Linked DNA regions of Homo sapiens: region 2 is linked to region 1. Evidence: read pairs that join two places in POLR2A ChIA-PET (ENCODE). Cell type or tissue: B cell. All regions are shown on one strand. Each heading gives the region's core, and the rest is flanking DNA. Links, peaks and the distances in the headings are about the cores only.

Region 1 (12,000 bases), core at 4,478-9,477:
CCCTGCAGCCTGCGGGTGAGGCAGCCAGCTGTGTCCCCGTGATAATGCCGGGGCCGGAGGCCTGCAGCTGCGCCCGCCACTTCCCTGACAGGAACCATCTGGGGCCCTGCCCTGCGCGGCCTTCCCTCGGGCCATTCCGGTTTGACCTTCCAACAACTTCCTCCTCCCAGGCAGCTCTGGTGACGTCCCACCCACCCTGAGCCCTACAGCGTGGCCACTGGGCATGTGTTTCCTCGGCCCCAGGGCAGGTGTGCAGGCCTGAGGGCAGCTCCATCCTGGCCCAGAGCCCTTGGCCTGTCCCGCCCACCCATCTTCCCCCCAGGGCTTGGCCCTTCCTTCAGCCTGGGGTATCTGGGGGTGTCCTCCCTCTCCGCTAGCCCTCAGTCAGCCGAGCTTTCCCCAGCACCCCTTTTAGTTTGCCCCCGCTCCAGGGGCCACCCTGCCCGTGTTCCTGTGTCTGCTGACTGTGCCCTTGAGCAAGGCGGGGCCTCTGACCAGCCTCTCCTCAGCCCCTGCTCCGGGGTTCTTGGGCACCTGACCTGTCCTCAAAGTACCTCCCGCCTGCTGGGAAGGAAACCCTCTCTCTCTGCTTGGCCTCGTGCACAGGGCTCCTGGCCCTCTGTGGAGACAGCAGGGCTCCCCCACTCTCCGGGGGTGCCTCAGAAAGACCCTCACCCCACGCCCCAGCGGCCGCCTCCGGTGAGCAGCCTGGAGTTTGCGGGGGTCGGGGGTAGGTGGCTTCTCCAGTCTGGGAAATTCCAGAAGCCACCTCAGAGCACTCTTGGGACTACTTAGACCCTAGGGAGAGTCCTAGGACCCCTTTCTAGCGGCCGTTGGGCTGAGAGAGTGAGGCACATCCCAGATGCTGGGAAAAAAAGCCACTTTCTAAAGCTCCCTGACAACTGTCAGAGGGCAGGAGCTTCCTGGGAGGGGACAGTGACCCTTCGGCCCTGCAGCCCTGGTTCGGTGGCTTTTCTGATGCCATGGCTGGAGGTTTCCCGGCCTCAGACAGGCCAGAGGTGTGGAGCCCGCAGACCCAGGGCCGGCTCACGGGCATCTGTGCTATTTTGATTTGATTTGATTTGAGTTTTAGGTCACGTTTGCACGCAGTTAATAATTCAAGCCGTGCAGGAGTAAAAGCCGACTCCTTCCCCGCAGGGTCTCCAGGTGTCCCGGGTCTCCCTGTCCCAATAGTCGAGTGTCTTTCTCGAGTTGGTGACAACAAGCTGCATGCCAGCGTGTGTGTCCAGCTTACAGTGGGGATGTGTTTGTTCCTGCTGGGGAACTTCCCAGACGCCAGGCCCACCCGGGGCCTCCCCTGCCCTGGGTGGTCGGCCGTTCTGCCCCCAGGACTGAGGCTGGAGGGGACATTCCTGCCAGCCCGGGGCCCATCCCCTGGTGCCATCATTCGGTCCCCACGTCCCCTGCTGTTCCCTGTGCTCTGGCTCAGGGTGGGATTCACAGTGAGGGTCCTGGGGGCCCTGACCCTCCTGGTTTCCTCATTTGTGCAGGGTGCACGATCCTAACGGCGTCAGCTCCTACAGCGTTTCCGGGAGTGGAGACAGCAGAGGCTCTGAGCCGCCACATGGGCCGGGGCCACCGTGAGCATGTGGCTGGGGTTGGTCTGTGTCAGTGCCTATTCCCCAGCTGTGTGCAGTGAGAGTCTCAGAGTCGGGGAACTGAGGGTCTCAGGGGGCACAGCCCCCACTCCGTGAGGCAGCAGGACAGCACCCTGGGTGAGGGTGGTGGCTCCCCCCACCCGGGGTAGGAGACAGGCAGCCCTGCCCCCAGCCCTGAGGCAGATGTTCGAGGCCTGCACCTGCGCCCCCCACAGATGGGACACTTCCACTTTCGCAATGAGGCCCTGAGCTCCCCGCCTGGCCCCGTCTTGCCTGGTGTCTAATCAGGGGGTCTGACGGAGGTGGGGTTGGAAAGAGAAGAGAAGAAAGTTGCCCACAAGTTGGGGGCAGGAGCTGCCCCCCAACTTTGGCGGCCACCTGGGGGTGTGGGCACCACTCCCCACCTCCCCACTACCGGCCTCCTCTCCCCCAGGCCGGGCAGTTGGTGCTTGTGGGGAAGCAGACGTTGGCTGTGGCTTTCAGAGCTGGGCGGCCAGGAGATAAGGGGCTGGGGAGGAAGTGGCTGCAGAGGTGGGGGCAGCAGGAGGGGCCTCGGCTTCTCCCAGGGACCTCTGCTGTCTGCAGCCAGCACCCAGCCTCTCGGGGCAGGAGGGGCCTTTCCTTCCTTCCTAAAAGACCTATTAGGGCCTACTGGGGTTCTTTCGGTGTCCAAGACAGCCCCTGGTCCTGCTCTCTGGGAACTATAGGAGACACGTTCCATCAACATGGCCCAGCATGTGGGGCCCATAGGGCAGTTGGGGAAACTGTCCCTGGGTGGGCAGAGGGGCCCTAAGGCAGGCTTTGGTGAATCTGTAGGATGGCCAGAGAACTGGAGGAGGGTGAGGGGGCAGTGGGGGAGATGACGCCATGTGGGGGTGGGTGAGGAGGCCTTCCTTCAGGCAGGGTGTCTTATGTTTGCCTTCTCTTCTAGCATGTAGGAACCCCCCCACCCCCAACACACACACCCTTCACTGCTGGATGAATAGATGAATGAATAGATTGATGAATGAATGGGTGGGTGGGTGAGTGGATGGGTGGGTAGATGATGGGTGGATGGGTGGGTGGGTGGATGAGTGAATGGGTGGATGGATGGGTGGATAGATGGGTGAGTGGGTGGATAGATGGGTGAGTGAGTGAGTGGGTGGATGGGTGGGTGGATGGATAGATGTGTGGATGGGTGGGTGGATGGATAGATGGGTGAATGGGCGGAAAGATGGGTGAATGGGTGGATGGATGAATGGATAAATGGGTAAATGGGTGGGTGGATGGAGAGATGGGTGAATGGGTGGGTAGGTAGATGGATGGGTGTGTGGGTGAATGAATGGTGGATGGGTGTGTGGGTGGGTGGGTGGATAGATGGGTGAATGTGTGGATGGGTGGATAGACGGGTGAATGGGTGGATGAGTGGATAGATGAGTGAATGGGTGGATGGATGGATGGATGGATAAATGGGTGAATGGGTGGTGGATGGATAGATGGGTGGATGGGTGGGTAGATGGGTGAATGGGTGGATGGGTGGATAGATGGGTGAATAGGTGGAAGGATGGATGGATAAATGGGTGAATGGGTAGGTGGATGGATAGATGGGTGGATGGGTGGATGGATGGAGAGATGGGTGAATGGGTGAGTAGGCGAATGGATAGGTGGGTGGGTGAATGTGTGGATGGATGGGTGGATGGAGAGATGGGTGAATGGGTGGGTAGGTGGATGGATGGGTGTGTGGGTGAATGAATGGTGGATGGGTGTGTGGGTGGGTGGGTGGATAGATGGGTGAATGTGTGGATGGGTGGATAGACGGGTGAATGGGTGGATGAGTGGATAGATGAGTGAATGGGTGGATGGATGGATGGATGGATGGATGGATAAATGGGTGAATGGGTGGTGGATGGAGAGATGGGTGAATGGGTGAGTAGGTGAATGGATCGGTGGGTGGGTGAATGTGTGGATGGATGGGTGGATGAATGGGTGCGTGGATGGGTGGATGGATGAGTGGATCAGTGAATGGGTGGGTAGGGATGGATGGGTGGATAGACAGGTGAATGAGTGGATGGATGGATACATGGGTGGATGGGTGGATAGGTGGATGGATGGGTGGATGGGTGGGTGGATGGGTGAATGGGTGGATGGGTGGATGGATGGGTGGATGGATGGGTGGATAGATGGGTGGATGGGTGAATGGATGGATGGATGGATGGGTGAATAGATGGGTGCATGGGTGAATGGGTGGGTAGGTGGATAGATGGGTGGGTGGGTCAATGTGTGGATGGATGGGTAGAGGGGTGGGTGGATGGGTGGATGGGTGGGTGGGTGGGTGGATGGGTGGATGGGTGGGTGGGTGGATAGGTGGATCAATGAATAAGTGGTAATATGGTTTTATGTAAGTCTCATGCCAGCCCACTTTACAGAGGAGGGAGGAGGCCCACAAGGGTGCCATCCCCAGTCACAAAGCCTGGAGAGAGGAATGTAAGTCGCGAAGCCGCTCCAGAGGATGCTGAACAGTGTCATGTACGGAGGAGCCTTGCCCCGGCTTTCTGGTCCTGAATAAGGTGTGGACAGTTGGGGTGAGCCACAGAGGGAGTGGGGGCCGGGGGTGGAGGCAGGAAAAAACCTGCCCCGGGTGTTCAAGGCAGTGCAGGTGAAGCGGCTCATAGCTGGATGCTCAGCCACTCCCCAGCTCAGGGCACGGCTGAGCAAACCCAGAACCACGGAGAAGGTGCCATGGCCGGAGGGCTGGGGTGATTTGGGGAAACCTGGTACAAAGTGGTGCAGGATTCCAGGGCTCTGAGACTGCAGTTACTGGGCGCTCCTGCCACCCCCAGAAAGAGCAGGTCTACCTGGGGAGTCCGAGCCGAGGCGCAGGCCGGAGACACCCCAATGAGAGCACGGAACTGGAATCGGGGTCTTCACCTTCCCGGTGTGTGGACTCCTTGGGCATCTAGTAAGCAAATAAGTTCACAGAATTATGAAGGAAACCCATTTTACCAAAATACAGCTACCACCCCGTTAGAACATTCTGGTGTAGTGAGCACTGTGCTTTTCATTAAGCCATGATTTAAAGTGGTGAGGCGTGGGAACCGCATTAGGAGACGTGGTGGTGAGTGGAAGGCGAGGGGGGTCTTTTGTGGAGCCCTGGACCCTCCCAAGGCGTGGCTGCTTGGGGCCCACCAAAGTGGCCCTGGGGCAGCTCTATCGGTGTCAACGGCACAGGCGCGGCTGACACCCTGGGGAGGTGCCCACGTTCTTGGTTACAGGAAAGGCTAAATTTTGGTTAGAGACACGACACAATGCCAGATGAAACTCATCCAAGTCCACGGATCCCCTGAATTCCAAGGAAAGAACCGCGGTTCCAGCTTCCCTCGAAGGTGTCCCCCGGTCCCGCTCACCACCTCAGCTTCCAGGAGTCTCCGGTGGGACAGCCGGAACCCCACTGAGGGTCTCGAAGTCACAGGCCCCTGGTTCACACTCAGCATTTCCTGTCTGTGCTGGGTACGCTTGGGCAAATGTCTTGACCCGTTTCCCCAACTGTAAAGTAAGAAGGTAACAGAGTCAGCTGAATGGGGGTGTGGTGAGGATTTAATAAAACCGTCCACGTTTGGACTCTCCTATGGTGCCCGTGAAGGTGGGCAAGCACGGACGGGCAGCTGTGACCCCTGCGAGATCCCTGAGCCGTGAAGGGGCCAGCCCAGGGGGACAGTGGAATCCCCACACCGCCTTCTGGCCATGGCCGCCTCCGGGGCAGGCGCGTTGCTGCTAGAAAGCTCTTCCTAAATTGAGCTCAGGTCGGCATCCCTGCAGATGCGGCCCCTCTCCGGAAGAGTGCTTTGGAAGGGAGAAAGGGCTCTCCCAGCCCCACCGCCGCCCCCTGGAGTCAGCCACAGCCTCCTCCCCCACAGCCTCCTCCCCCACAGCCCTCCCGCCCCCATGGCAAGAGACCTGCTTCAATTGTGATGTGGCTGCCCCGCCCCTCCTCTTAAACCTTCAGTGGCTGCCCACCTCCCTCAAGATCAAGGCCAGACCCTGAAGGTGGCTGGGGGCCCCTCCACACTCTGCCCCAACCCTACATCAGAGCCGCTTCTCCTGAGGGTGTTTCCTCATCTCTGGGCCTTCCCCAGCCCTCCCATCGAAACTTGCCTCACGTGGCGGGCTCCTACCCAGCCCTCAGAGCCCATAGGAAGTGCCCTGTCCTGTCCTGGGCTCCACACCCCCTGCACACCTTCCTGGGTTCCACACCCCCTTCACACCTTCCTGGGCTCCATGCCCCCTGCACGCCTCCATCACAGCATTAGCACCTTGGGTTGCAGTTGCTGTGGGCTGGTTTCCTTGGACCCACAGGAAAGCAGCCCTGGGCGGGAACCTTGCCTGTCTCCAAGGGCTGTGTTCCCGGCACAAGGCGCAGGGCTCCATGGGTGATGACTGGCTGGCGGAGTTTGGCACACCCACCTCTGGGTCCCCCACACGACACCTGGAACTTCTCTAGGCTGAATTCCACCTCTCTCGCCCTCAGGACTCCCCTGGGGCTCTGCCCCACACACATCCCAGGGAACACAGAGGAAATGGCCGGTCTCCCCAGCTGCTTCCGAAGAGCAGGATGGGCTGAGACTCCAGGCCCGGCCGCCCAGCGCAGCCTTGGGACCCTGGGGCAGCCCCCAAGGCCTAGGGGGCTCAGTGGCCTTTGCCCGGACAGGAGGGCCTTCCCCAGCTCATCAGCCACCCCAGGCGGGTAGTGGGTGTGGGACAGAGAGCTGACGGCAGTCAGAGGCCACAGCCCCACAGGACCCGCTGTTCCCTTGGCTGGCATCCTCCTCCCCTCCTGAAGCGCATGGGGCTGAGCCCAGCAGGGTGGAGTCTGAACAGAGACAGGAATTTGAGCATCAGGGCAGCAACAGCGTCGCCCCCGCTTCCTGAGCACCCTGGACTTGCGGGGGACGCTGGTGACCTGGTGGCATATATTCGGTGTCTGACAGGACTGGAGAGGTTAAGCAATTTCCCAGGTCACCAGCGGTGGGATTTGGGACTCAGGCTGGGTCTAAGCCAGTCCTCTCCCTGAGGCAGAGAGCCTGCTGTGGCTACACCCACCCAGCTTCCAGGACACGGAGCCCTCTGCCCACCGTGGTCTCTGCTCCTCCCCAGCGCCCAGGAGGCATCAAGACCCGGCAAGGCTGCCCGTTCTGCAGAACAGGAAACCGAGGCTCCCAGAGGGGAAAGTCCCAGCCTCCCTGGGGGTCCCAGGGTCCTGGGCTGCTGCACCCCAGCTGCAAAGGGGGAAGCCCCGTCCGGAGGCCACTTTCCCTGTAAGGAGCCCAGGCGGGGTGAGGGCTGCGACGTGCCGGTGCCGCCCCGGTTTCCCTCTGACTCAGGCTGAGGCGGCTGCCCCTGTGCTGGTGCCATGTCTAGTCCGCAGGCCCCACACCGGTGACCTGCCCTCATCTCATCTCCTGTGAGTCCGCGAGTCCACGGCTCTGCCGACGGGGGGTGGTGTGTGTGCAGCAGAAGGAATGAACGAGGGAACCCCTGCCCTGTGCTCTTCCTCTCCTCCCCTCCGTCCTGCCTGGGTGTTCACAGCAGCTTAAGAGGGAAGAACGTGGCCCTGGCCTACCCACCAATGTTCTAGAACATTCTGGAACATTCTGTTCTCAGCCCGGAGCCTGGGAACTGGGTAAACCTGGGCCATCGAGCGGCATCCAACATGAGGAAAATACCAAGAGGCTGGTGTGTGGTTCTGTGTGTGTGGCGCGTGGCGCGTGGTGCGTGGGGAGAGGCAGCCGCCCGCCCTCCAGAGCCAGGGTGCCACCTCCTGCGTCATAGACACCTCCCCCAAGCAGTGCCAAGCTCCTGCCTCCCACCAGTGGCTACTTCGGGCTGCAGTGGGGCCTGGGGCCACGGAAGACCCAGCTAGGTCTGGCCAAGAGGCCCAAGGATATTCCAGGCACCCGGAAGGATCCGGAAGGATCTGGGAGTCTTGGGTTAAGAACCATGCAGCCTGACCTGCTCCAAACGTGGACTTCGTCCCTGAAGAGGCTGCAGGACCCTAACCATTCGCGTCCTGGGCGATTGTGAGTGTGATGGACGATCACAGCACTGTTATTGTATCTTAGAGCTGAACTGGAAGACAAACTGGCCTGTATCCAATAAGAAAAAAACTTTGTGTTTTGCTTCCATTATTTATTTTTTCTGAGGCAGGGTCTTGCTCTGTCACCCAGGCTGGAGTGCAGCAGTGCGATCTTGGCTCACCGCAGCCTCCACCCCCTGGGCTCAAGCGAATCTCCTGCATCAGCCTCTTGAATAGCTGGGACCAGAGGCGCCCGCCACCATGCCTGGTTAATTTTTTATGTTTTGTAGAGATGGGGCCTCACTATGTTGCCCAGGCTGGTCTCAAACTCGTGGCTGAAGCGATTCTCCTGTCTCAGCCTCCCAAAGTGCTGGGATGACAGGCATGAGCCACTGCACCCGGCCTCATGGCTTTTTAATAGTTAGGTTTCTATTGACCTTGTTTTCAGACACACACAAGCTTAGAGGATATAACACAGGCTTGTGGATCAAGCACTCTGCTTCACTGAACTTGAAACATTTTAAACATCAGATTCTTTTAAGGCGCCTTTGGGTGCCCTGGCCTAAAACACCCTTCCCACTCTGCCCGTGTTCAGTCCTGACTCCAGACACCGCGGAAAGTGAGAGGGGTCGGGCAGGGGAGTCCAGGGGTTCTCAGAGCGCAGTCCCTGACCCTGCGCCCATGTTCAGTCCCGACTCCAGACACCGAGGAAAGTGAGAGGGGTCTGGGAGGGGAGTCCGAGGGTTCTCAGAGCGCAGTCCCTGACCCTGGGAGCTTGTCAGAAATCCTCACCCACCCAGGATCTGTGCGTGGGGCACCTGGGGCTGTCCTGGGTCTGCTCCGATTGTCCCCGAGGGGATCTGGAGGGACGAGGTTGCCCCGGGGTCTGCTTGGGGACAGGGTGAGCCAGCACTGTGACTCTGTCATTGCAACGGTTGTCTCTCCCCATGGGTGGGTGGAGGGACTTCCCTGAGGCTCTGGGACCTCCCTGGCAGTTCCAGCCACCTGAGCTCGGAGCACATGTCTGTGGTGCTTGGCGTGGGGGTGGGTCCAGGGTCCAGCCCCTTCCTGGCTGTCGCCTGCAGGCCTGACCCGGCTAAGGGGGTCCAACCTGGCCTTATCCGTCTAAGGGGGTCCAACCTGGCCGGCCCGAGAGGGTAGGGCTTCTTGGGAGAAAGCTGAAGGTCATGGAGGAGAAATGGGGGCAGGGAAGACCGTCAGGCTGAAACCCCACATCGGGCAGCTCAGAGGTGGGGGCAGGGAAGACCACCAAGCTGAGTCCCCCCATCAGGCAGCTCAGGGGAGGGGGCTCCATGCTGGGCCCCTGAGCCGCCTCCTGCTGTCACAGCATGAGGTTTATCATTCAGCACCCAGGCAAGCTGGCCCTGCAGGCAGGGGTCCGGCCTCCAACCGCCTTCCGGCTGCCCCACCATGTCCAGGGACCTGCTTCAGCCCTCCAGTCGTGCTTCCTTTCTTCCCTCTGCTCACTCGGCTCCTCCTGGAAGTTCCTTCTCGCTAGCCCCCAGGGGGTTTGGATGCTGGACCCTGGGGAAGGGGCCTTGGGGTCTGTAGCAGGGCATCTGAGGGTCCTGGGACACCCAGAAACCCCAGGAAGGCTGTGGGTGACTCAGCAAACCCACAAGCCGGGGGGTCTCTCAGGCATGTGCTGCAGGGGGGGTATGATGTGGGGTCTGCTCTGAGTGAGGGTCTCGGCCCTTGTCTGCTCCTTGTCCCCCTGTCCCAGCCACAGCCCGCTCCACTCCCAACTCTGCCCACGGCTCACCCCGGGCCTCTCAGACCCTCGCCTCTGGGACCCCCTTGTGAAGATCCGCCTGCCCCCCTACAGCCCCACAGCCCCCATCCTGCTTTGCAGCCCCCTCCCTGCTTTGCTTGTCTTGAATAGCAGGTGGCACTCTCTGATGTGCTGAACGTTGTTTACTGCCTGTCTCTCCCGCTAGGTCAGCTCCAGGGAGATGAGCTTTTTCTTTTTCTTTTTCTTTTTTTTTTTTTTGTTTAAACATATTTTATTTTTTAAAGCAGCTTTAGGTTCACAGCAAAATTGAGCATGAAGTACAGAGGGTTCCCCTGCACCCCTGGGCTCAGCATCCCCACGAGAGTGGCCGTTTGTTACAGCTGAGACCCCCCTGGACACAGCATCATCACCCACAGGCCGCACGACCTCAGGGTCCACCGGGTGCTGTGCAGTCTATGGTTGGACGAACGTATCCTGATGTGGACCCACCGTTGTGGTATCATACAGAGTAGTTTCACTGCCCCAGGTCCCCCGTGTTCCTGCTGCACATCCCTCCGTCCCTCCCTCTCCCCAGCCCCTGGCGTCACTGATCTTTGTGCTGTCTGCACAGTTTTGCCCTTTCCTGGATGTCAGAGTCAGAACCCTACAGTGTGTGGTCTTTGCAGACGGGCTGCTTTCACTCAGCAGCATGCATTTATGGTCCCTCCGTGTCTTTTTCCTTTCTTTTCTTTTCTTTTTGAGACGGTGTCTCGCGCTATCACCCAGCCTGGGGTGCAATGGTGTGATCTCGGTTCAGTGCAACCTCTGCCTCCTGGGTTCAAGCAATTCTCCTGCCTCAGCTTCCCTAGTAGCTGGGATTACAGGAGCACGCCACCACGCCCAACTAATTTTTGTATTTTTAGTAGAGACGGGGGTTTCTCCATGTTGGCCAGGCTGGTCTTGAACTCCTGACCTCAAGTGATCCACCCACCTCAGCTTCCCAAAGTGCAGGGATTATAGGCGTGAGCCGCAGCGCCCGGCCCCTTCGTGTCTTTTCAGGGCCTGGGAGCTCATTTCCTTTCACTCACTGAAGGGCATCTTGGTAGCTTCCATGTCTCAGCATCGGCAATTGTGAATAAGCTGCTTTAACACCGTTGTGCAGGTTTTTGTGTGAACACAAGTTTCCAACTCGTCTGGGTAAATACAAAGAGGTGCATCGTGTAAGATGCTGTCAGCTGCATTTCCTGCTGTAGCCCCAGAGTCCAAACAGCACACGGCAAATGGACACTCAGCAAATCCTGAATTAATACATGAAGAAAGAGGCAGGGCGGCCAGAACAATACACCACGCACAGGGGCTTTGGTGGCAGAAACCAGCTTTCGCACAGTTCTGGAGGCTGGAGGTCGAGACCAAGTTGTTGATGAGCTTGGCTTCTTCCAGGCCTGTGTCCTTGTCTTTGCTGACAGCTGCCTCCGTGCGTGGCCTTGTCCACGTGCACGCACCCTTGGCGGCTCTGTAAGTCCAACTTTTGTTTTCTCTTTTCTTTTCCTTCCTTCCCTTTCTTTCTTTCTTTCTTTCTTTCTTTCTTTCTTTCTTTCTTTCTTTCTTTCTTTCTTTCTTTCTTTCCTTCCTTCCTTCTTTCTTTCTCTCTCTCTTCCTTCCTTCCTTCCTTCCTCTCTCTCTTTCTTTCCTTCCTTCCTTCTTTTTCTCTCTCTCTCTTTCTTTCTTCCTTCCTTCCTCTCTCTCTCTCTTTCTTTCTTTCTTTCTTTTTCTTTGATGGAGTCTTGCTCTGTCACTCAGGCTGGAGTGTGATGACGCGATCTCGGCTCACTGCAACCTCTGCCTCCCGGGTTCAAGTGATTCTTGTGCCTCAGCCTCCCGAGTAGCTGGAATTACAGGCACACACCACCACACCTGGCTAATTTTTGTATTTTAAGTAGAGATGGGGTTTCACTATGTTGGCCAGGCTGGTCTCAAACTCCTGACCTCAGGTGATCCACCCGCCTCTGCCTCCCACAGTGCTGGGATCACAGGCTTGAACCACCGCACCCGGCTGTAAGTCCAAGCTTCCTCCTCTTATAAGGACACCTGTTGGACTGGGTTAGGGCTCCACTCTGATGGCCTCTGTTTAACTTAATTATCTATTTAAAGGCCCTGATTCCAAATACAGTCCCATTCTGAGGTCCCATCCGGACTTCCACATGGGAATCTGTGGGGCAGAATTGACCCCATCACAAGGTTCCTCCTGGAGCCTTCAGAGGGGGTGGCCCTGCCGACACCTTGATTCAGACTGTGGACCCCAGAGATGCGAGAACGTGTTTCTGTGGTTTCAAGCCCTGGGCTATGGGCCTTTGCGTGCAGGGCCACAGGGGCGCAAACCCGCTCTTATCCTCCGGTCCCATATTGCAGATGGGAAGCCAGGGGTCAGCACTGGGTGATGGTCCCACTCCACGACGGGAGCTCCCAGCAGTCTCCTTCCCACCCACTCGGCTCCACGCAGGGCAACGGGAGCTCCTGGCTCCCAGCAATCCCCTTCCCACCCACTCAGTGTCTCGTGCATGGCACACACGTGTCCTGCGGGCCCGCTGGGAGCTGGCTGC
Region 2 (12,000 bases), core at 2,267-7,266, 130 kb after region 1:
TTTGTACGAGCAAGTGAGCCTGTTTCTTCACAGATGATAACATTGGGCTTTAGAGAAAGACCTCTTTAAAATCTAGCAGTTACTACCGTGCCAAAGAGAGGTGGCTGCCAGCACACTTGCGTGATTAGCCGTCAGCTCCCTCCACTGCTCTTCAGGACGCCTGTAGCCACAGAGCCTCCCTGAGGGCCCCGTCGCCAGGGTCACCTCCTGAAGAGCCTCCCTGAGGGCCCCGTCGCCAGGGTCACCCCCTGAAGAGCCTCCCTGAGGGCCCCGTCTCCCTAACACATTCCACATTCTTGTTGGCTTCAGTCCTTATTTTTCACAGACATCTCAGCCCTGACCCCAGCTGCGACACAGCAGTCTGTTAAGATGGCAGACACTGCGGCTGCCTCATCTGCGTGGTCCATCCCGGAGACATCTGCCTGGCGCTCTGCTCCAGGCCTTCCTGGCTCCCCTGGTAGGGATCTGGCTCAGTGACCCGACCCTCCTTGCGGCTCTCTCTGGGGTGCGCCCTGCATGGACACAGCTGTCCTTGGTGAACGTCTGCTGAGTCAAAGTGGTTTTGCTGCAGTGAGTTCCCCGTGAGTGCACTGTGTGGGTGGTGCAGCGCCTGGTGTGTAGGGAACTTCCATGCCTTTGCTGTGTCTCTGGGGGCTCCTCTGACGGGGCAGCTCCCTCCTCTCCGCCTTAAGCTCCTCCTTTCCTTTGGCGGTCAGCTCTGTCCAGGGTGTCAGTTTCTGTGCCTGTGACTGGGCCCCCTCAACCTGCCCCACCTTGGCCTCTGCTCCTTGGCAGCCTGGCCCTGAACCTCTGTTGGGGGCTGCCCGGGCGCTGACGGTGGCTGGTCTACCATGGTCACTTGGGCAGAGGCAGCAACGGCCATTGTCGTGGACCGTGCCAGGGCGAGATGCAGCTGGCAGGGGCAGAGGCAGAACATCTCCCAGGGAGCTGAGGGCAGGTTGGTTCCATCGTCCCGGAGGGCAGGTTGGTTCCATCCTCCCAAGTAAAGAGTGTGTTACCCTCAGGGCGAGAGGCAGGTGGGTGTGGGTGCTGGCGCAGGCCAGCTGTCAAGGATCTGGGCTTTCTGGTCTTGCTGCTTCTCCAGCACTGCATGAATGACACCACCTGGCCCTTTCCAGTGCCCACAGGCACACGGCTTGGGAGCTGCTGCTGCGGCGTCTCTGCCCAGGGGCATCTGCCAGGGGGTCCCTGCCTTGGGGTCTGTGTCCCAAGGGCGTCTGCCCAGGGATTTCTGCTCCGAGAGTGTCTACCCTGGGGTCTCTGCCTGGGGATCTGCTGTCATCTTCCAGACACTGCAGACTGGCTCATTAATGGACACGGGAAAGCCTCAGACCTTCAACGGACACGGGAAAGCCTCAGACCTTCACCGTTTTTGACACTTACTTGGGATTTTTCTTTAAACTATGCTGTGAAAACTTAATTTTTTTTTTTTTTGAGATGGAGTCTCGCACTGTTAGCCGGGCTGGAGTGCAGTGGCACGATCTCGGCTCACTGCAACCTCCGCCTCCTGGGTTCAAGCGATTCTCCTGCCTCAGCCTCCTGAGTAGCTGGGATTACAGGCACCTGCCACCACAGCCAGCTAATTTTTTGTATTTTTAGTAGAGACGGGGTTTCACTATGTTGGCCAGGCTGGTCTAGAACTCCGGACCTCATGATCCACCTGCCTCAGCCTCCCAAAGTGCTGGGATTACAGACGTAAGCCACTATGCCCAGCTGAAAACTTAATATTTAAACAAATTTGATGCTGTGGCTACAAAGGATTGCAACTCTTTTCCATAAACTCCAAGTTTCAGGGTTTTCCAACTTTAGGAATTTCTATGTGTAAAATCCAGCTGTCAGCGTTATTGAACTTTGGGATTTTGTCTAAGATTGTGTGGAAGAATGTGTAGGATACAAGTGTGGGGTGACCAGACACCTGCGGTGGTGCTGAACGATCTCAGACGCGGTGTCTTCAAGTCATCCTGCACAGAGGGCCGTGGGTGTCAGTGCCTGCAGGTGACGGATGGGGTTGGGGGAGAGGAGGAGGATGCCGGAAGATGGATGTGCAGCCACAGCCTCTGGAGATCAAAGTCACCACTGACGAGACAGCCAGAGGCTCAGATCAGTCACTCGTCTCCAACAGCACTGCCCTGGCCGACTTCCTCAGGATCGCAGCATGGACTCAGGAGGGCTGCCATCTGGCAGGGTCTGTGCTGTGGCAGCTCAGGTTAGAGCAACAGGCCTGCTCCTGCCACCTCAGAAGCACTTGCTAGTTAGTCAAATGTTATGGCGCCCTTCAGGGGGCCTCCAGGTCTTTCACGTCTTGGAAGTGTGGCAACACATTGGGATGTGCTGGAGGAAGAAGGTCACCCTCGGCTCTCAGTGCCCTTCTTTAGGGCAGCAGCTGCCCTCTGAAGATTTGGATGAATTCCAAGAAAGACCGTCCTTCGTGTCTTTCACCTCCGCGCCTGCTCCCTGCCCCTCAGCCTTGTCCCGTTGCGTGCATGCTGTCCCCGCCTCAGCACCATCCTGCTACACGCATGCTCTCCCCACCTCGGCACCATCCTGCTACACGCGTGCTCTCCCCGCCTCGGCACCATCCTGCTACACGCGTGCTCCGTTTTCCGTGCCTCAGTGTCACGTTTGTGTTTCTGGTTCACTGTGCTGTTGATCTGTGTGTTACATCAAATGCAGTTTGTTCTTTTTACGTTGCTGTGTTGTATTTCCTGGTGTGCAGAAGCCACAGTGCGCTTATCCATTCTGCTCTTGAAGGACTTGAGATTGTTTTCAGTTTGTGGCTATTAGAAGTCACGGTTGCTATGAACATTCTCACACAGATGTCCCTGTGGACAGTTCCCTTGGATCCGCAACTCCCAGTGCCGGCTCACAGGCTAGATGTATGTTTCATTTCAGTGGAAACTGCGGAAGAGTTCTCAAACGTGGCTGCATGTTTCACACACCCCAGCCCCAAATGTGGCTGCATGTTTCATACGCCCCCAGCCCCATTCTGCTGGTACCAATTTACTGTATTAGTCCGTGTGCACACTACTGATAAAGACATACCCAAGACAGGGAAGAAAAAGAGGTTTAATTGGACTCGCAGTTCCACATGGCTGGGGAGGCCTCAGAATCATGGTGGGAGGCAAAAGGCACTTCTTACATGGCGGTGGCAAGAGAAAATGAGGAAGAAGCAAAAGCGGAAACCCTTGATAAACCCATCAGATCTCATGAGACTTATTCACTATCATGAGAATAGCACAGGAAAGACCGGCCCCCATAATTCAATTACCTCCCCCTGGGCACCTCCCACAACACGTGGGAATTCTGGGAGATACAGTTCAAGTTGAGATTTGGGTGGGGATGCCATCAAACCATATCAGGAGTCCTTAAATTTGTTAAATTCCCCACATGTCTCCTCTTCTGGTGCCTTCATTTGTCCCTACAGAGGTTCTCCGCGAAGCACTGTGCTTCCCCCAACTTGTTTCCCTTCAGCCTGGAGAACTTCTTTTCAATAGTTCTTGTAGTGCAGCTTTGCTGACAACAAATCCCTCAATTTTGTTTCACTGAAAATGTTTTTATTGCACCTTCCCTTTTCAAAAACAGCTCTATCGAGATACAGTTCACACACCGCAAAATTCATTATTGTAAATTTTGAATTAAGTAGCCATTACCTCAAACCAGTGTCCATTTCCCCCCATTCCCAGCCCCTGGCAACCACGAATCTGCTTTCTGCCTCTAGGATTTCCTTGTTTGAGATGGCAGCGTGTGCAAATGGGGCGTGTCACACTCAGTCTTTTATTCCAGCTTCTTTCACTTGCAGGATGGTTCTGAGTTTCATCCATGTTCTACTGTGTGTATTAATAACTTGTTCCTGAATAGTACTTCATCATATGGATATACCACATTTTCCTCATCCATTCACCATCTGATGGGCATTTGGACTGTTTCAGTTTGGAGCTATTATGAATAATGCTGCTATGAACATTTACATATAAATCTCTGTAGACATTCATTCATCTTACATAGACACAGAGGGATAGAATTGATGGGTTGTATGGTGACTTTCTGTTTAATGTTTTAAGAAACTGTCAAACTGGCCGGGCACGGTGGCTCACACCTGAAATCCTAGCACTTTGGGAGGCCGAGGCAGGTGGATCACTTGAGGTCAGGAGTTTGAGACCAGCCTGACCAACAGGGTGAAACCCTGTCTATACTAAAAATACAAAATTAGCCAGGCACCGTGGTTCACACCTGTAATCCCAGCTACTCGGGAGGCTGAGGTAGGAGAATTGCTTGAACCCAGGGGGCGGCGATTGCAGTGAGCCAAGATCACACCACTGCACTCCAGCCTGGGCAACAGAGCAAGACTGTCTCAAAAAAAAAAAAAAAAAAAAAGAAAAGAAAAGAAACTGGCAAACTGTTTTCCAAAATGGCTGTGTTGCTGTACGTTCTCATCAGCAGCGTATGAGAGTTTTCATTTCTTTACGTCCTGCCAACACTTGTCACTGGCTTCAGTTTGCGTTTCCCTAATGACTACTGATGTTAAGCTTTTTTTTTTTTTTTTTTTTTTTTTTGAGATGGAGTCTCACTCTGTCGCTCAGGCTGGAGTGCAGTGGCTCAGTCTCGGCTCACTGCAATCTCCGCCTCCTGGGTTCAAGCGCTTCTCCTGCCTCAGCCATCTCAGCAGCTGGGATTACAGGCGCACAGCTCCAGGTCCAGCTAATTTTTTGTATTTTTATAGAGACCAGGTTTCACCGTGTTGGCCAGGCTGGTCTTGAACTCCTGACCTCAAGTAACCTGCCTGCCTCAGCCTCCCAAAATGCTGTGATTATAGCCGTGAGCCCGCCGCACCCGGCCAGATGTTGAGCATTTTTTGTGTTTATTTTTACTTTTTTCCTTTTAAATTATTTTTGCAGAAACAGAGCCTCCCTATGTTGCCCAGGCTGGCCTCACACTCCTGAGCTCAAGGGATCCTCCCGCCTCAGCCTCCCAAAGTGCCGGGATTACGGGCATGAGCACTGCACCCAGTGCTGTTTTTTACGTTCTTGTTTGCATCCGTATGTAATCTTTGGTGAACTGTCTAATGAAATCTTTGGCCATTTTTAAATTGGGCTGTTTGTCTTCTTACTGAGTTGTAAGAGTTCTATGTGTATTCCGGATACGAGTCTCTTTTCAGATGTACGGTTTACAAATATTTCCTCCAACTGCAGCTTGTCTTTTTATTTTCTTAATGTGTCTTTTGGAGCACACATTAATTTTGATGAAATTCATTTTATAAAAAAAATTTTAAAAATAAATTCATTTTATCAATTTTTAAACTTTATAGATTGTGCTTTTGGTATCTCATCTGAGAAGTCTTTGCCAAACCACAGGTCATGTCATGAAGATATTCCCTTTTGTTTTTTCTTAGAAGTTTTCTAGTTTTAGCTCATACGTGGAGGTTTCTGACCCACTTTGGGTTAATTTTGCATATGGTGTGAGGTAGGGTCTAGGAGTCACCTTCTGCATGGAGATATTCAGTGTGTCAGTGCCATTTGTGAGAAAGATTATCCTTTTGTCCTTTTCCCTATTGGGGACTTGGTTTCTTTGCCAAGAATCACTTGACCAGATATCTGTGCATTCGTTTATTTCTGGACTCTCCATTGTGTTTTGTGGGTCTCTTGTCTAATCTTACACAGCATCACACTGTGTTCGTTACTTCTGGTTTACGTCAGTTTTGGAGTTGGGAACTGTGTGTTCTCACCTTTAATCTGCCTTTTGAAATTTATTTTGGATCTTCTGGGTCCTTTGCCTTTTCGTGTAAAACGTAGGATAAGTGTATCAATTTCTGCAAAATAAAGCTTGCCGGAATTTTGGGAAGATTGCTTTGAAGCTGGAGCTCAGTGTGGGAAGAACTGCCATCTTCACAACATGGAGTGTTCCCGTCTGCGAGCCTGGCCTCTCTCCACCCGCTTATCTGTTCCCCTCCCTCCCTCGATGGCAGTGTTGTGGGTGCTGCTCCGCGGTGCTGCTGTCTCCCGCACTCTGGTCGCCTGTGTCTTTGCTTTCCCGTCTGTGGGTCAGCCTAGATCACCCCCGTTGACTGTGTCTGACTTTTTTCCTCTTTTCTGCTGCGTCTTGTTTGTTATTAGGTCTATTGAATGAATTCATTTTGGATCTTGTGTTTTTCAGTTTTATGATTTTTTGCAGTTCCACTTCTCTTTGCAATTCTCCATCTTCCCCACGTTGTTCATCTTTTCTTTGAAATTCCTTAATCTGCTTATTGCAGTGATTTGAAGGGCCTTGTCTGGTGATTCGGACGTTTGGATTTCCTGAGACTTCTTCCCTTCAGTTGGGGATCACATCTTTGTGTCCTTACATGCTTTGTGACTTTGAAGGGTTCCAGTCTTTGTCTTTGAAAGAATGATATTATTTCTTCCCCGGAGATTCCTGCCTTTCTCTGCCAGGCAGCTGCGGTGAGGCACTCGTCACTGCAGTCCAGTGAGGAGATGAGATGGGCTGGGGCTGGACTGTGGCATCGGCATCCGTCGACCCCAGTTTCAACGCCGTGTGGGCGAGATCTGTCCTGTGTGTCCTGGGCCTCCCTTAGGTGCTGACCCCACAGCACGAAGAGTGCCCTCCTCCCTCCGCCACACCCTTCGGTGCTCCGTGTGGAACACCGCGGGTAGAGAGGGCCATGGAAGGAATGCGGCTCACCAGCTCTTCCTGAAGCTTTATGGGCGACGCGAGAACCCGCTAACGAGTGAGGAACTTAAAACGTATTTATATGTAAGCAAGAAATGTTTATTATGGAGTAAAATATAAAATTCACATGACTCTTTTAAATAAAAGACTTCACCCGTTCGCTAGTCACTGCATGCCTGTCCATACTGGGAAGCATGCTGACTTCAGGTCTGCGGGCAGCCAGGCCCTCCTGCCAGCTTCCCCAAGGTGTACATCCGCCCTCTCTGTGTAGCTGGAAGAGCCTGACCACTCACGTCTCTCCAGGCCACAGATCCCGAAGCCCTTTTCTAGCTCTGTTCACGATTGCTCTTCCCCTCACAGGCCAGACGCAGCTGTCCCGCGCAACATGGCTTCTGTGGGAAGGGGTCAGAGTTTGAGGCACCCCTTTTAGAAGGGAGGCGCTGCAGACTCTTGAATGTGAACCATGAGAACGCTGTGCCTGGAGCCAGGAGCCTCCGCCACGGGCCCCAGTGCCTGCTCATCTTCCTACCGAGTGCTTCCTTTCCTTCGTAGGTTTGGGAAAAGTTCTTAAGTTCTGAAACGCCGCGGATCAATGTCTTTATGGCAGTGCCTACAATATACACCAAGCTGATGGAGTACTACGACAGGCATTTTACCCAGCCGCACGCCCAGGATTTCTTGCGTGCAGTTTGTGAAGAAAAAATTAGGTAAGTGAAAAGAGCCCACTTTCTCGTTCAGAAAGTCTTAAAGATCAACAGATACGACTTATTTCTAATAAATCACTCCTACTAAGTTCTGGGAAGCAGTGCTTTCCATTTCCTTTCAATGTTCCCTCTCTCTCTACCCGTCTCCGTCTCTACCTCTCTAACTGTCTCTCTCTCTCTCTACCCGTCTGTATGTATATCTGTAATCTCTTCCACGTCGATAGCTGCCTGGATTCTGTATCGCTCTCTCTGTCACACTCTGTCTCTCTATCTCTCTCTGTCTCTCTTTGTCTCTCTCTCTCCATCTCTCCATCTATCTGTCTTCTCTGTCTCTCTTGTCAGACTCTCCATCTCTGTCTTCTCTCTGTCTCTCTCCATCGCTCTTCATCTGTCTCTCCGTCTTCTCTTTCTCTATCTCTCCTGTCTCTCCATCTGTCTCTATCTCTCCATCTGTCTTTGTCTCCGTCTGTCTGTCTGCTCTCTCTCCTGTCCGTCTCTCTCTCTCTCTGTCATGGCGTCTGAAGGACAAGGGTGAGGACAGTGAGCTGACCCGCTTGCTCCTGCTTCATCTGCCCACATGTCCCACGGCGCCTGCCTCTCCTATGCAGTCTCTCTGCCTTCGTGGGCAGCCCTGTGAGGCCTCCTGCCTGGGGCACGTTCTGCTGCTTTTCCTCTCAGCCCCGCTCCTCCCCTCCCAGCTCCCTGGATAAACCCCTCCCTCCCAGGACAAGCTGGTCTTTTGGGCCACCCAGGGGCGTGTTTGCTCTGCACTCTCCCATGAACCTGCAGGCGTGGGAACGTTTCTTTTCCCTCGTGGCTGTTGAGGTGTGGTTCACTAACTGGAAACGCACACGTGTGGCTCAGTGAGTCTTCACACGCATCACAGGCCCGCACCTCCAGCAGAGTCGTGGGTGGGGTATTTTTTCTTTTTGTGAGAGGGAGGGGTGGCGTGGAGGGTGCACTGCAGGAACTGAAGGCTCCACTGCCATCCAGTTTCCAGTGGGATGTGTGTGTCTGTGGCTGCCGCGCGCTCCTCCCAGTCCCCAGGAAGTGCACAGGGAAGCGGCACCTTTGTTCCTGGAGAGAATTCCGGGTTGTCCAAGGCACATGTCTGAACCGCTTCGCTCTCTTTGCCGTTCCCTTGCCCCTTTTCTGTGAGGCCACCGGAGCCCATGGTTTTGCTGCTGCTACTGCTGGGATACCCTGGGGCTGGGCAGGCCCCAAGCTGAGCAGGGTGAGCACAACGTTTTACCAAATCTAAGGAACCAAGGGCAAGAACGAGGTCAGTGAAGGAGAGGATCAGGTGATTTCTGGGGTGACAGAGGCAATGAGACCTCGGCCATCTGGATCTCCCAGCGGGGGTCCTGTCAGTGGTGCCTCCTCGTAAAGCAGGGGCAGCAGCAGGGACCACTCCGCTCAGACCGCAAACAAAAGCGCCTTCCCTACTGCCCGTGAGGCTGCGGGAAATGCTGTGTGAGAGCGCGGGGACTCGGAGTTCTCAGGGCCCGTGTTCTCCTGCCAAGCCTGAGCTGACCCTGTGGGCCAAGATGGCTGCAGTTCTGCGGGTGGTTCTGAGCCCCTTGGGTGTGCCCGGCCCCACCCCTTGGGTGCCGCGGCCATTCACCCATGTCCGCGTTCTGCTGCAGAGCCTGCAAGCTGAGCCGGCTGTAGTCCCCGGATGTGCCTGGCCGCAGCCTGCAGCGCCGTGGCTGTTCACCCGTGATCAGCTCCGTGGTCGGCAGCTGCACGGTCACTGCTGTTCTTGAGCGTGGTTGTGAACAGCGCAGGAACTTTGCAGGGGACACCGCGGACCCTAAGCACATTGTTTACCCTCATTAGCTGTTGGACCTGCTTCCTTCTAAAATACACCCAACAGATCGTTTTCAAAAAACAAAGTCACGCCGTAGCGCAGACTGCAGCGTTGGTCCCGGGTGTCGCACAGTGGTGCTGTACCCACGGCCTGGGGCTCCTGCACTCGTGAAGGAGCTGCCACTTTTGCAAGCAAGGGCCGCCTCCTGAGGGGCTAAACCTGCCACCTTTGCACGCGAGAGCCACGTCCCAAGGGGCTAAACCTGCCTTTGGTTGTGCCGCGTAGGCTGATGGTCTCAGGCTCAGCTGCCCTGCCCCTCCCAGTGCTGGAGAAGTGGAAGAACATCACGGGCCACACCCTGCTGGAGCGGTATGGCATGACCGAGATCGGCATGGCTCTGTCCGGGCCCCTGACCACTGCCGTGCGCCTGCCAGGTACGAGCACTTCCCACAGCTGCGTTCCTCTTCCACTGTGCTCTGAGCCCCCCAAGGTGGGCCAGTCTCGAACCACCCACATTCGGACTGAAGGGCGGCATGGAGGATGCTCCCCCGTGGGACAGGCCACTCGGCCAGGAGAGCACTCAGGATGCACTGCGACCTGTCCCCTCTGGGTAGATCAGCCTTCTCCCAAGTCTCAGTCGGGTGGATGGGGGAGGTGTCTGTGCTGGCCCCTGGCTGTATGACTGGGGAGACAATGGGAAGAACAGCAATGCCTGGAATGCAGGCGTCAGTGCATGTCTCAGAGGAAGGCGGGGGGCCATGCTGTTGGCTCCAGACCACATCAGCAGTGGTGGCAGCCTCCGTCTGTCTGGAGTCCGGGTGCCACACAGCGCCAGCAGCAGTGCCAGGAGAGGTGGGTGTGGTGGGCAGGGTGGGATGAGTCAAGCACCTGTCTTCCTTCTCTAGATGTGGGCTCCTGATACCGGGCCCCTCTTGTCCAGCCTTCCCTAACACATCCCATTCTGACTTTCATCTGACCCAACCATTTGAGCCCTGGGTCCTCCGCTGGGACTTCTGGGAACAGAGCCCACAGCTGGGGGGCCACCCTGCTGCTTTCTGCGCAGCCCTTCCAGTCTGTCTAGAGTAGAAGAGAGATCTCAGTGCAGACTTAAAGTGAGACCATCCCGCACATCTGTCTGTGCAGCTGCTTACCTGCAGACCCAGTAAAAATTCACCCCTCTGGCGTGCAGCTCTGTGTGTCTTAAGAAACATCATCACAGTCAAAATAGAGAAGGGTTCCTCGCCTCAGAAACTCCCTTCCTAGTGCTCAGCACCTCCTCCACCCCCGAGGCCTGGCCCCTTGTTCCTGTTTCTCTTCTTGTGGTTTTGCTTTTTCTGGGAGGCCACGTGGCTAAATCCTGCAGGACGTGGCCTCTGAGCCTGTCTGCTTCCGCCCGGCTTCCGCCCACAGTCAACTGCCTGTGCTGTGTGCGTCAGAGCCCGCGCCTTTCCCTGCTGAGTGGCATCCGTGGTGTGGGTGCGGCACCGCTTGTGACCCTGTTTTAAGCAATGACACGTGAGATGTTATCAACATTTGTGTGCAGGTTTCTGTGCGAACGTGGTTTTTTATTTCACCTGGGCAGATACCTAGGAGAGAGATTGCTGTGTTGTCTGAAGCTTTCAAGCTGTTCTCCAGAGCGGCTACACCATCCCCTTCCCCCTGCAATGGGTGGGAGGTCACGAGCACCTGCTGCTCCAGCGGGCGGTGGTGGTGTCTCGTTGAGTTCATGATTCTCTCATGATGGGTGGCGTTGAGCACCTCTTCCTGTTCGTGTCATTCCGTTTTCAACTGGGGCCTTTGTTTTCTTGAGTTTTGAGAGCTTTTAAAATTCGGGACCCAAGTGTCAGCTGTGCGATTTTAAATATCATCTCCCAGCTTGTGGTTTGTCTTCCCATTCACCTAACAGCGTCTTTAAAATCAGGAGTTTTAGGTTTTGGCCCGGTTTATCAATTTGTTTTGTGAATTGTCTGATGTCATATCTAATAAATCCTTGCGTAGCCCAAAGTCACAGAGAATAGTTTCAGCTCTTACGTTTGGGACCATGATCCATTTTGAGTTAATGTTTGTACATAGTGCGAGATACGGACCACAGTTCTTTTTTAGTGTGTGAATGTCTAACTTTTTAGCACTGTTCGTTGAAAAGACTCCCTTCTCCATCGAACAGCCCTTTGGATCTTTGTTGAAAGTCCGTCGACTCCTGAGGGGTCGGCTCCTGGGCTCTGCTCTGTCCCATTGCTTTCCGTGTGCCCTTTGGCTCATTCCATGCCTGCTTGGTTCCTGGGACTCTAGGGTAAGCGTGGACATGGGGGTTCAGGCCCAGGCAGGGACCAGCTGGTGCCAGGCAGCGATACGGTGCTGGGGCCTGCAAGGTGAGTGTGAGGGCTGGCTGGCTGCTGGGCTGGGAGGAGGAGAGACTGTAGGCTCACGCCCCTTTGCTGGGCCTGGGGAGCCATGGGGGCTGTTAAGTGTATTCTGAGTGTAAAGTCTCGGTTTGGCTGGGGCATCCTGAGCAGAATGACAGGGCCATGGCAGCGAGATCCTCAGCTGCCGTGCAGAGCTGCCAGTGGGGTGGCCGCACAGAGTGCAGTGCCTGCTGCAACAGTGCCCAGGGCAGTGGGCGGGTGGGGGCATGTTGTGAAAAGAAGTCAGTGTGAGTGATGAGAAATACATCCTAGTCTCAGACCCCAGGAAACCGCCGTCAGTGCTGGTGGCCCCTGCCCTGGGCCGGCTCCCGCGTTAGTCTCAGACCCCAGGAAACCTCCACCTCCGTCAGTGCTAGCGGCCCCTGCTCTGGGCTGACTC

Evidence for each region. Peaks named below come from ENCODE experiments on the same cell type or tissue, not always from the same donor. Only the 100,000 strongest peaks of a DNase experiment are listed, where the experiment ranks them.
Region 2: POLR2A ChIA-PET joins it to region 1 with 8 read pairs; 6 of 35 experiments call an interaction of 5 or more read pairs at or near these places.

Annotation. Positions count from the first base shown.
Region 1 is chr16:88,977,065-88,989,064 of GRCh38, forward strand. LOC124903756 (a long non-coding RNA gene) reads left to right here and starts at 3,999. Exons shown (of 2, transcript XR_007065183.1): 1 at 3,999-4,165; 2 at 4,892-5,222. CBFA2T3 (CBFA2/RUNX1 partner transcriptional co-repressor 3) reads right to left here and starts at 143. Exons shown (of 12, transcript NM_005187.6): 1 at 1-143. RefSeq lists enhancers at 515-564, 6,395-6,895, 6,601-6,660 and a silencer at 5,108-5,310. In B cell, for the core only: no CTCF peak of the experiment used is centred there; DNase peaks (open chromatin) are centred at 5,847, 6,127 and 6,917; H3K4me3 peaks cover 1,259 bases; H3K27ac peaks cover 2,682 bases.
Region 2 is chr16:89,104,856-89,116,855 of GRCh38, forward strand. It overlaps ACSF3 (acyl-CoA synthetase family member 3), which reads left to right. Exons shown (of 11, transcript NM_001243279.3): 5 at 7,237-7,391; 6 at 9,484-9,632. Among named protein-coding and RNA genes, the nearest start is that of ACSF3, 17 kb to the left of the region's middle. RefSeq lists enhancers at 422-471, 9,112-10,311, 9,511-9,610 and a silencer at 9,706-10,000. In B cell, for the core only: no CTCF peak of the experiment used is centred there; no DNase peak of the experiment used is centred there.